2 separate regions of the Homo sapiens genome follow, and region 1 is linked to region 2. The links are chromatin loops, found by intact Hi-C in ENCODE. Cell type or tissue: PC-9. All regions are shown on one strand. Region 1 holds the start of LINC03088 (long intergenic non-protein coding RNA 3088). Region 2 has its middle 13 kb from the start of LINC02457.

The links. Peaks named below come from ENCODE experiments on the same cell type or tissue, not always from the same donor. Only the 100,000 strongest peaks of a DNase experiment are listed, where the experiment ranks them.
Region 1: it touches region 2 in a loop (4-fold over the local background); 1 of 110 quality-filtered maps calls a loop at or near these places.

Annotation. Positions count from the first base shown.
Region 1 is chr12:116,658,408-116,662,407 of GRCh38, reverse strand. LINC03088 (long intergenic non-protein coding RNA 3088) reads right to left here and starts at 864. Exons shown (of 2, transcript XR_007063473.1): 1 at 162-864. It overlaps LOC124903028 (a long non-coding RNA gene), which reads left to right. Exons shown (of 3, transcript XR_007063474.1): 1 at 1-268; 2 at 462-724; 3 at 3,666-4,000. RefSeq lists an enhancer at 3,376-3,879. In PC-9, no CTCF peak of the experiment used is centred here; a DNase peak (open chromatin) is centred at 2,487; H3K4me3 peaks cover 410 bases.
Region 2 is chr12:116,500,896-116,504,895 of GRCh38, reverse strand. No RefSeq gene overlaps it. Among named protein-coding and RNA genes, the nearest start is that of LINC02457, 13 kb to the left of the region's middle. In PC-9, no CTCF peak of the experiment used is centred here; a DNase peak (open chromatin) is centred at 1,565; H3K27ac peaks cover 2,179 bases.

The DNA of each region.
Region 1 (4,000 bases), 160 kb before region 2:
GTGGCCTGGGCACAGCAGAGGCCCTATCCTTACTCTCAACGAAGGGTGCCATTTCCAGGCAGGTGAAACAATGGCGGGTCGGGGGTGAGTGAAAGGATGGAGAAAAACCGAGGTGGCAGAGAGAAGAGGGAGAGGTAGAGGGGATGGCAGGCAACACCCACCTGGCTCCTGTGCTCACAGCGCAGCACCCCTTACCCGTCAGCCTCTTAGCGAGCTCTGCTGCACCTCAGAATCCTCCTTAACCCAGCTCTTCAGGAAGCCACCGCTGGTGAGTTGGGGTCTGCGCTGAAGAGGGAGAGCTGGTGATATGTTGGTCCTAGCTCTGACTCAGTGGCCTCTGTACCCCGGATAGTCCCTTTCTCCTCTCGGGGCCTTAGTTGTCCCAGCTGGAAAAAATAAACACCACCATCTCCTGGGTATTAATTAGGTCTCTCTTCCTCTTGGGCTGAACTTTGAAAAAGCCAGGAGAAGCCGCAGTGTGTCCTGTTGTGTCCGGAATTGGTGGGCTCTTGGTCTCACTGACTTCAAGAATGAAGCTACGGACCCTCGCGGTGAGTGTTACAGTTCCTGAAGGCGGCCTGTCCGGAGTTTGTTCCTTCTGATGTTCAGATATGTTACAGCCTTCCGGTGGGTTCGTGATCTCGCTGGCTCAGGAGTGAAGCTGCAGACCTTCGCGGTGTTACCGCTCTTAATGCGGCGAGTCTGGAGTTGTTCGTTCCTCCAGGTGGGTTCGTAGTCTTCTCGCCTGACTTCAGGAGTGAAGCTGCAGACCTTCACGGTGTTACAGCTCACAAACGCAGCGTGGACCCAAAAAGCGAAAGAACAAATCTCCCACAGAGCGGAAAAACACCCCAGCCAATTGCTACTGCCAGCTCCGGCAGCCTGCTTTTATTCTCTTGTCTGGCCCTACCCACATCCTGCTGACTGGTCCACTTTACAGAGAGCCAATTGGTCTGTTTTACAGAGAGCTGATTGGTCCGTTTTGACAGGGTGCTGATTGGTGCGTTTACAATCCCTGAGCTAGACGCAAAAGTTCACGTCCCCACTAGATTAGCTAGATACAGAGTGTGGACACAAAGGTTCTCCAAGTCCCCACCAGAGTAACTAGATACAGAGTGTCGATTGGTGCATTCACAAACCCTGAGCTAGACACAGAGTGCTGACTGTTGTGTTTACAAACCTTGAGCTGGATACAGAGTGCCGATTGGTGTATTTACAATCCCTTAGCTAGACATAAAGGTTCTCCAAGTCCCCACCAGACTCAGGAGCCCAGTTGGCTTCACCCAGTGGATCCCGTACTGGGCCGCAGGTGGAGCTGCTTGCCAGTCCTGCGCCGTGTGCCCACACTCCTCAGCCCTTGGGTGGTCGATGGGACTGGGCCCCGTGGAGCAGGGGGCAGCGCTCGTCGGGGAGGCTCGGGCTGCGCAGGAGCCCACGGCCGGGAGGGGAGGCTCAGGCATGGCGGGCTGCAGGTCCCGAGCCCTGCCCCGCGGGGAGGCAGCTAAGGCATGGCGAGTAGTCGAACACAGCAGCTGCTGGCCCAGGTGCTAAGCCCCTCACTGCCCGGGGCTTGCAGGCTGGCCGGCGGCTCCGAGTGCGGGGACTGCCGAGCCCGCGCCCACCCGGAACTCGCGCTGGCCCGCAAGCACCGCGCGCAGCCCAGGTTCCCACCTGCGTCTCTCCCTCCACACCTCCCTGCAAGCTGAGGGAGCCGGCTCCGGCCTTGGCCAGCCCAGAAAGGGGCTCCTACAGTGCAGCGGCGGGCTGAAGGGCTCCTCAAGTGCGGCCAAAGTGGGCGCCAAGGCCGAGGAGGCGCCGAGAGCGAGCAAGGGCTGCAGGGCTGCCAGTACGCTGTCACCTCTCACTGTAAGAGGCAGAAACAGAACCAGGAATTCACTGCTTCCCGGTTATTTCCCAGCCTTAGTGCTGGGAGACTGGGAAACGTGGGAAACTGTCAACACTGAACTGAAAGTGAAGGTGGGGGGTGGGGGTGCCCAGAGTCCTAAGTGATTGGGGAAATGATAGCGGCAATGATAAAAACAAACCCCTGCAGAACGCTTGTGCCGGCCAGCCTGCTCTGAGCACTTAGCACGCTCTAGTTCATGCAGCGATCCTCACGACCACCCTGGAACATAACTTCTGCCATCATTCCTGGTCCAGACACCGCGAAGCTGACTTTCAGCCAGGTTCAGTTGTCCACACAGTTGCTCCTCCTCTGGCTACTCCAGGGCCAGGATTAGACCCCAGGCAACCCGCATTCAAATTCCATACTCCTAACTACTATACTATGCTACAAAAGAAGACAACAAAAAACACTTTTCACCCACCAGACCGACAACAAATGATAGGTTTGATGTTATCAAGCTCTGGTGAGGCTGTGGTGTGGCATTGGCATCTGATTACCTCTGAGAAGGACCAGAGGGCTAGGATTGGAGTAGAGATCAGAGGCACTTTCATCTTATCTGTGTTCGTTTTGTGATTCAGAAAATAGTCATGCATGACTTGGCTTAATAACTCATTGAGAGAGAGAAGCGGTCAGAAAAAGAGAACCAGGCTGGGTGCCATGGCTCACACCTGTAATCCAAAGGAGGTCAAAGCAGGAGGATTGTTTGAGGCCAGGAGTTTGAGATCAGCCAGGACAACAGAGCAAGACCTCATTTCTACAAAAAATAAAAAAATTTAGCCAGGCATGGCGATGCATGCCTGTAGTCCCCTTTACTCAGGAGGCTGAGGACGGAGGATCACTGGAGCCCAGGAGTTTGAGGCTGCAGTGAGCTGTGAGCATGCCACTGCGCTCAAGCCTGGGTGATACAGGGAGACCCTGTCCCTAAAAAAAAAAAAAAAAAAAAGTAAATTACAATGTTAAAAAAGAAAAGAAAAAAGAGAAATAGAGTTCTCAGAATCTAGAACTCTGATAATTCCCTTTGGACATGACCTCTGGGTTGCAGAAACTCTGAGCGCTACATCTTGGGGGAAGTTCATTCTTTTCTTTCTTTTTTTTTTTTTTTTTTTTTTTTGAGATGGAGTCTTGCTCTGCCACCCAGGCTGGAGTGAAATGGTGCAATCTCGGCTTACTGCAACCTCTGCCTCCCGGGTTCAAGCAATTCTCTGCCTCAGCCTCCCAAATAGCTGGGATTACAAGCGCCCGCCACCAGGCCCGGCTAATTTTGTATTTTTAGTAGAGACGAGGTCTCACCATCTTGGCCAGGCTGGTCTTGAACTCCTGACCTTGTGATCCACCTGCCTTGGCCTCCCAAAGTGCTGGGTTTACAGGCGTGAGCCACCGCGCCTGGCTTCATTCTTTTTTTCAGCTCACACGTGTTTCCTGAGGACCCCTCCGTTCCAGGTTCTGTGCTGGGCTCTTTGTTCTCTCCAATTGAAAGGGTGTCTCCACTTTTGTCCCTAGTCTGGGTGCCTCTATGGCAATAAGGTCACGGCAACAGGGAGGAGCCGGTTCACCCCCGGCTCCGATTTGCAATGGGCTGTTCCCCCAGGGCAGCTGCTGCAACAACATTTACTTTGTACAGCGGCCAAGAGAGAGAGTGAGAGAGAAAGAGAGAGAGAGTGTGTGTGAGCCTACCCCATTCCAAAATGTTTCTGACAAAATCTGGCACTCCTGGTTCTAATCAAAATACTGAACTTTGGAACAAATTAACATTCCACAGCCCTCGCAGGGAAGGAGAATTCAGCTGAGACGACTTCAGTTCACAACCACAACAAAAATAGCTTCTCCCGGGGAAGACACATTCTGCTAACAAGGTCACTTTTGTTTTGCTTCCCCTGCCATCTGGTTGAGCGGCACCAGGGGCTGGCTTTGGTACCAGCTTATTCCGCGGAGAGGGGATGGGAGCCGGGTGGCGCTGCAGAAGGCTTCTCAGCTTCCTGGCAAGGGGCGCCAGCACAAAGTTACCTTCAGACATCCCCAGAAAGCACGCAGGCAGATGGAGCCCCGGTTTCACCCAGCCCGACTCTCATGCGCTCCTCGCCTGCAGAAGGTGAG
Region 2 (4,000 bases):
GTTGGGGCTAGTGTTATTGATATCGTCATTAGACCCAGTTCCTGCCCTTGTGGAGTCCACAGTCTGGTCGAAAGAATAAAACACAGACCCTGCCACTACATTAAAAAAAAAAATTAGCTGGACAAGGTTAAAATGGCCAGGTATGGTTAAAATTGCCAAGCGTGGTGGTGTGTCCCTATAGTCCCAGCTAGTCGGCAGGCTGAGGCGGGAGGATTGCTTGACCCCAGGAGGTCAAGGCTGCAGTGAGCTATGATCACTCCACTGCATTCCAGCCTGGGCAACAGAGCAAGACCTCATCTCTTAAAAGAATAAAATAAAATACACACACCCAACATGATAACTAACAGAGCAGCTTGGTACATCTGCAACAAAGTCCAACTGCAAATATTTTGGAAGTATAGCTATTCTATTCCCCCAAGCACATTAAAAAATCTTTATTAGATTTTTAATTACAAAATTAATACAATGCCCATTGTTAAAAATAAGAAAAAAAACACTTTAGAAAGTAGAAAATAGAAAGCCAAAAGTTTCTCTCTTCATGCTTCAACTCCACCATCCCTAGAGGTAATCAACGTTAATGTGGTGTGGACCCTGCCAGACGTTTTTATGCATAAACAAACATGTAAATAAGGGATTTTCTTTTTACCAAAAAGTGGGTCATAAGATATACACTGCTTGTAACCTACTTTTTTCACTTAACTATACACTGCGGATCTCTTCTTTCAAATATGCCCAGATCAATCTCTCTTCCTACTCCCAGCTGACCCCATAAACCACAGACCCATCCCTTGGGCATAGGATAACTGGCCTGCTTTGTGAACCCCTGAGGAGGGAAAAGCTGTGAGAGCTGGCTCATCTGTTAAACATCTACTGTATGCCAAATGCATGTTCTTGGGGATTGAGACAGATGGAAAAGTGTTCAGATGGAGGGAACAGCATATGCAAAAGTATACAGGTGGGGCTGGGCGAGGTGGCTCACGCCTGTAATCCCAGCATTTTGGGAGGTCCAGGCGGGCAGATCACTTGAGGTCAGGAGTTCAAGATCAGCCTGGTCAACATGGTGAAACCCCGTCTCTACTAAAAATATAAAAATTAGTTGGCCTTGGTGGCGTGTGCCTGTAATCCCAGCTACTTGGGAGGCTGAGGCAGGAGAGTCGCTTGAGCCCAGGAGGTGGAGGCTGCAGTGAGCTGAGATCCATTCAGTGCACTCCAGCCTGGGCAACAGAGTGAGACTCTGTCTCAAAAAAAAAAAAAAAAAAAGAAGTGTACAGGTGGGAAGTTAGGTGAGCAAATCCCCGTAGTATGGGAAACGTACTTCTTTCTTTTCAATGCCTGAAGGCCATCGCATTCCGTGCATGTACCACGATTTATTTGCCCAGTCTCTTTCATTTTGAAATGCTTTTTATGAGAGATTGGAATGTCGCTAGCTTGGTGTGGTCAGAGGCTAAGCACCTAGAGGGCAGTGGGTCAGGTCTCTTTAGGTTTTATCCAGCGTCCCACGCCCTGTGTACACCATGACTATCACATTTATCAGCTAATTTCATGATTGTTTCCCAAGGCGCTTTGAACTGGAATCACCTGAGGTGACACTCTTTAACTTAGAAGCACACAGTCAAATGGCTAAACTTGGCGACACAAATGAGTGACTTGAGCATGTCACCAGCCACTTGTCACATTCACTCACACGCTCAAGGGGTCAGTTGTACTGCAGTAAGCTGGTTAACTAGCATTTGTCAGGCTCTCATGAATTGCTGAAATACAGCAATGGTGGCAGTAGGAGGGATCTAATTGCAAGGGCAAATATTTGTTCCTGTGGACAAGGAAATACGGAAGAGGGGCCCCTTTAGGAGTTTCCCAGGAGGCGTGGTGGCTCACGCCTACAATCCCAGCATTCTGGGAGGCTGAGGCGGGTGGATCATCTAAGGTCAGGAGTTCGAGACCAGCCTGGCCAACATGGCAAAATCCCATCTCTACCAAAAATACAAGAATTATCCAAGCGTGGTGGTGCATGCCTGTAATCCCAGTGACTGGGGAGGCTGAGGCAGGACAATCGCTTGAACTGCAGAGGTTGCAGTGAGCCAAGATCGTGCCACCGCACTCCAGCTTCGGGGACAGAGTGAAAGTCCATCTCAAAAAAAAAAAAAAAAAAAAAAAAAGTTTCCCAGGGAGGCAGTGAGGAATTAGAAAGCCATCGTAATCCATCATAGTTAGTCTTCAAAATGAAACTTGATTGGCCGAAATCAGACACTCAGCCTGTCTGAATGCTCTGATACTATGGACTTGACAAGTCAGGTCTTCCCCGAGTTCCAGCACTTCAGTTCCCCACGAGGAGGCCCAGAGACTAATAAAGCCCAAATAGTTAAAATCTCCAGAATCAGCAAATCCACACAGAAGACCTTACATCATCCGGCTCTGCGGGCTTCAGCTTCAGTGGCCGGTGTGGAGCGCTTTTCAATTGTCTCCATTCAGTTCCTCAAGTGGATCTCGTATGCCGAATGAGATCTTTATCATTTGTCACAGGGGTGATGCATGCTGGGCCTGCTACCGTGGAGTCAGTCCTGGCTGCATAAAGACATCAGCAGCTCGACAAGGCTCTCTCAGCCCCTGCCCTGTGCTGCTGTCTGGGCTGAGGATGCCAGAGCTCCCATGTCATTCACCTGTCCTGGAATGGGGCTGCCTCTTTTCTCATTTTAGCTACGCCCCTCCCAGTGTCAAAGTCAGAACCTCAGAGAAGCGATTTGGTCAGACTGGGTTCATCACAATTCAGCAAGTGGTTATTGATAGGTAGTGGACAGATCCGTGGGTCTGGGGGCTGGTCTCAGCTCTGCCACTTGCTGCCAAGTGCCCTCGGGCACATCGTTAGAGCTCTCCAATAGAAATGGAAATGAGAAAACCTCCCAGGATTCTTGAGAGGATGAAATGAACTAGAGAAAGCAGAGACCTAGGCAAGTCCATGACCGGTTCAGAATAGCATGTCCTGTCTCTAGCAAAATCCACACTATTAAGACATTTGACACAGGCCAGGCATGGTGGCTCACACCTGTAATCACAACAATTTGGGAAGCTGAGGTGGGAGGATGGTTTGAAGCAAGGAGTTCAGAACCAGCCTGGGCAATATAGCAAGACCCATTCTCTACCAAAAAAAAAAAAAATACAAAAAATAAAATTAGCTGGGTGTGGTGGCTCAAGCCTGTAATCCCAGCCCTTTGGGAGGCTGAGGTGGGAGGATGGTTTGAAGCAAGGAGTTCAAGACAAGCCTGGGCAACATAGCAAGAACCCATCTCTACAAAAAATTACAAAAAAATAAAATTAGCTGGGCATGGTGGTGAACACCTGTATTCCTGGCTACTTGGGAGGCTGAAACAGGAGGATCACTTGATCCCAGGAGTTTGAGGCTGCAGTGAGCTATGATCATGCTACTGCACTCCAGCTTGGGTGAAAAAGTGAGACCCTCTTTTGAAAAACAAACAAACAAAAAAAGACTTGTGACATAATATAGCAGTATTGATAAAAATACTTATGGACACAACAATTTGAATGTATGAAAAACCACTTGAACTATACACTTAAAATGGTTAAAATGTAAATTTTATGAGGTATTTTATACCTTTTATTTATTAAGAGACAGTCCCTCTATATTGCCCAGGCTAAACTCAAAGTCTTGAGCTCAAGCTATATTTCTGCCTCAGCCTCCTGAGTAGCTGGGACAATAGTTATGTGCCATCTTGCCTGGCATACACCATGATTTTTAAAAAGAACAATCACTTACTGAACAGTTATTACTTATGATTTTTGTTTTTGTTTTTGTTTTTTTTGAGACATGGTCTCACTCTGTCACCTAGGCTGGAGTGCAGTGGTGCGATCTTGGCTCACTGCGACCTCTGCTTCCTGGGTTCAAGCAATCCTCCTGCCTCAGCCTCCTAAACGGCTGGGAGTACAGGCACCCAACACCACATCTGGCTAATTTTTGTATTTTTGGTAAAGATAGGGTTTTGCCATG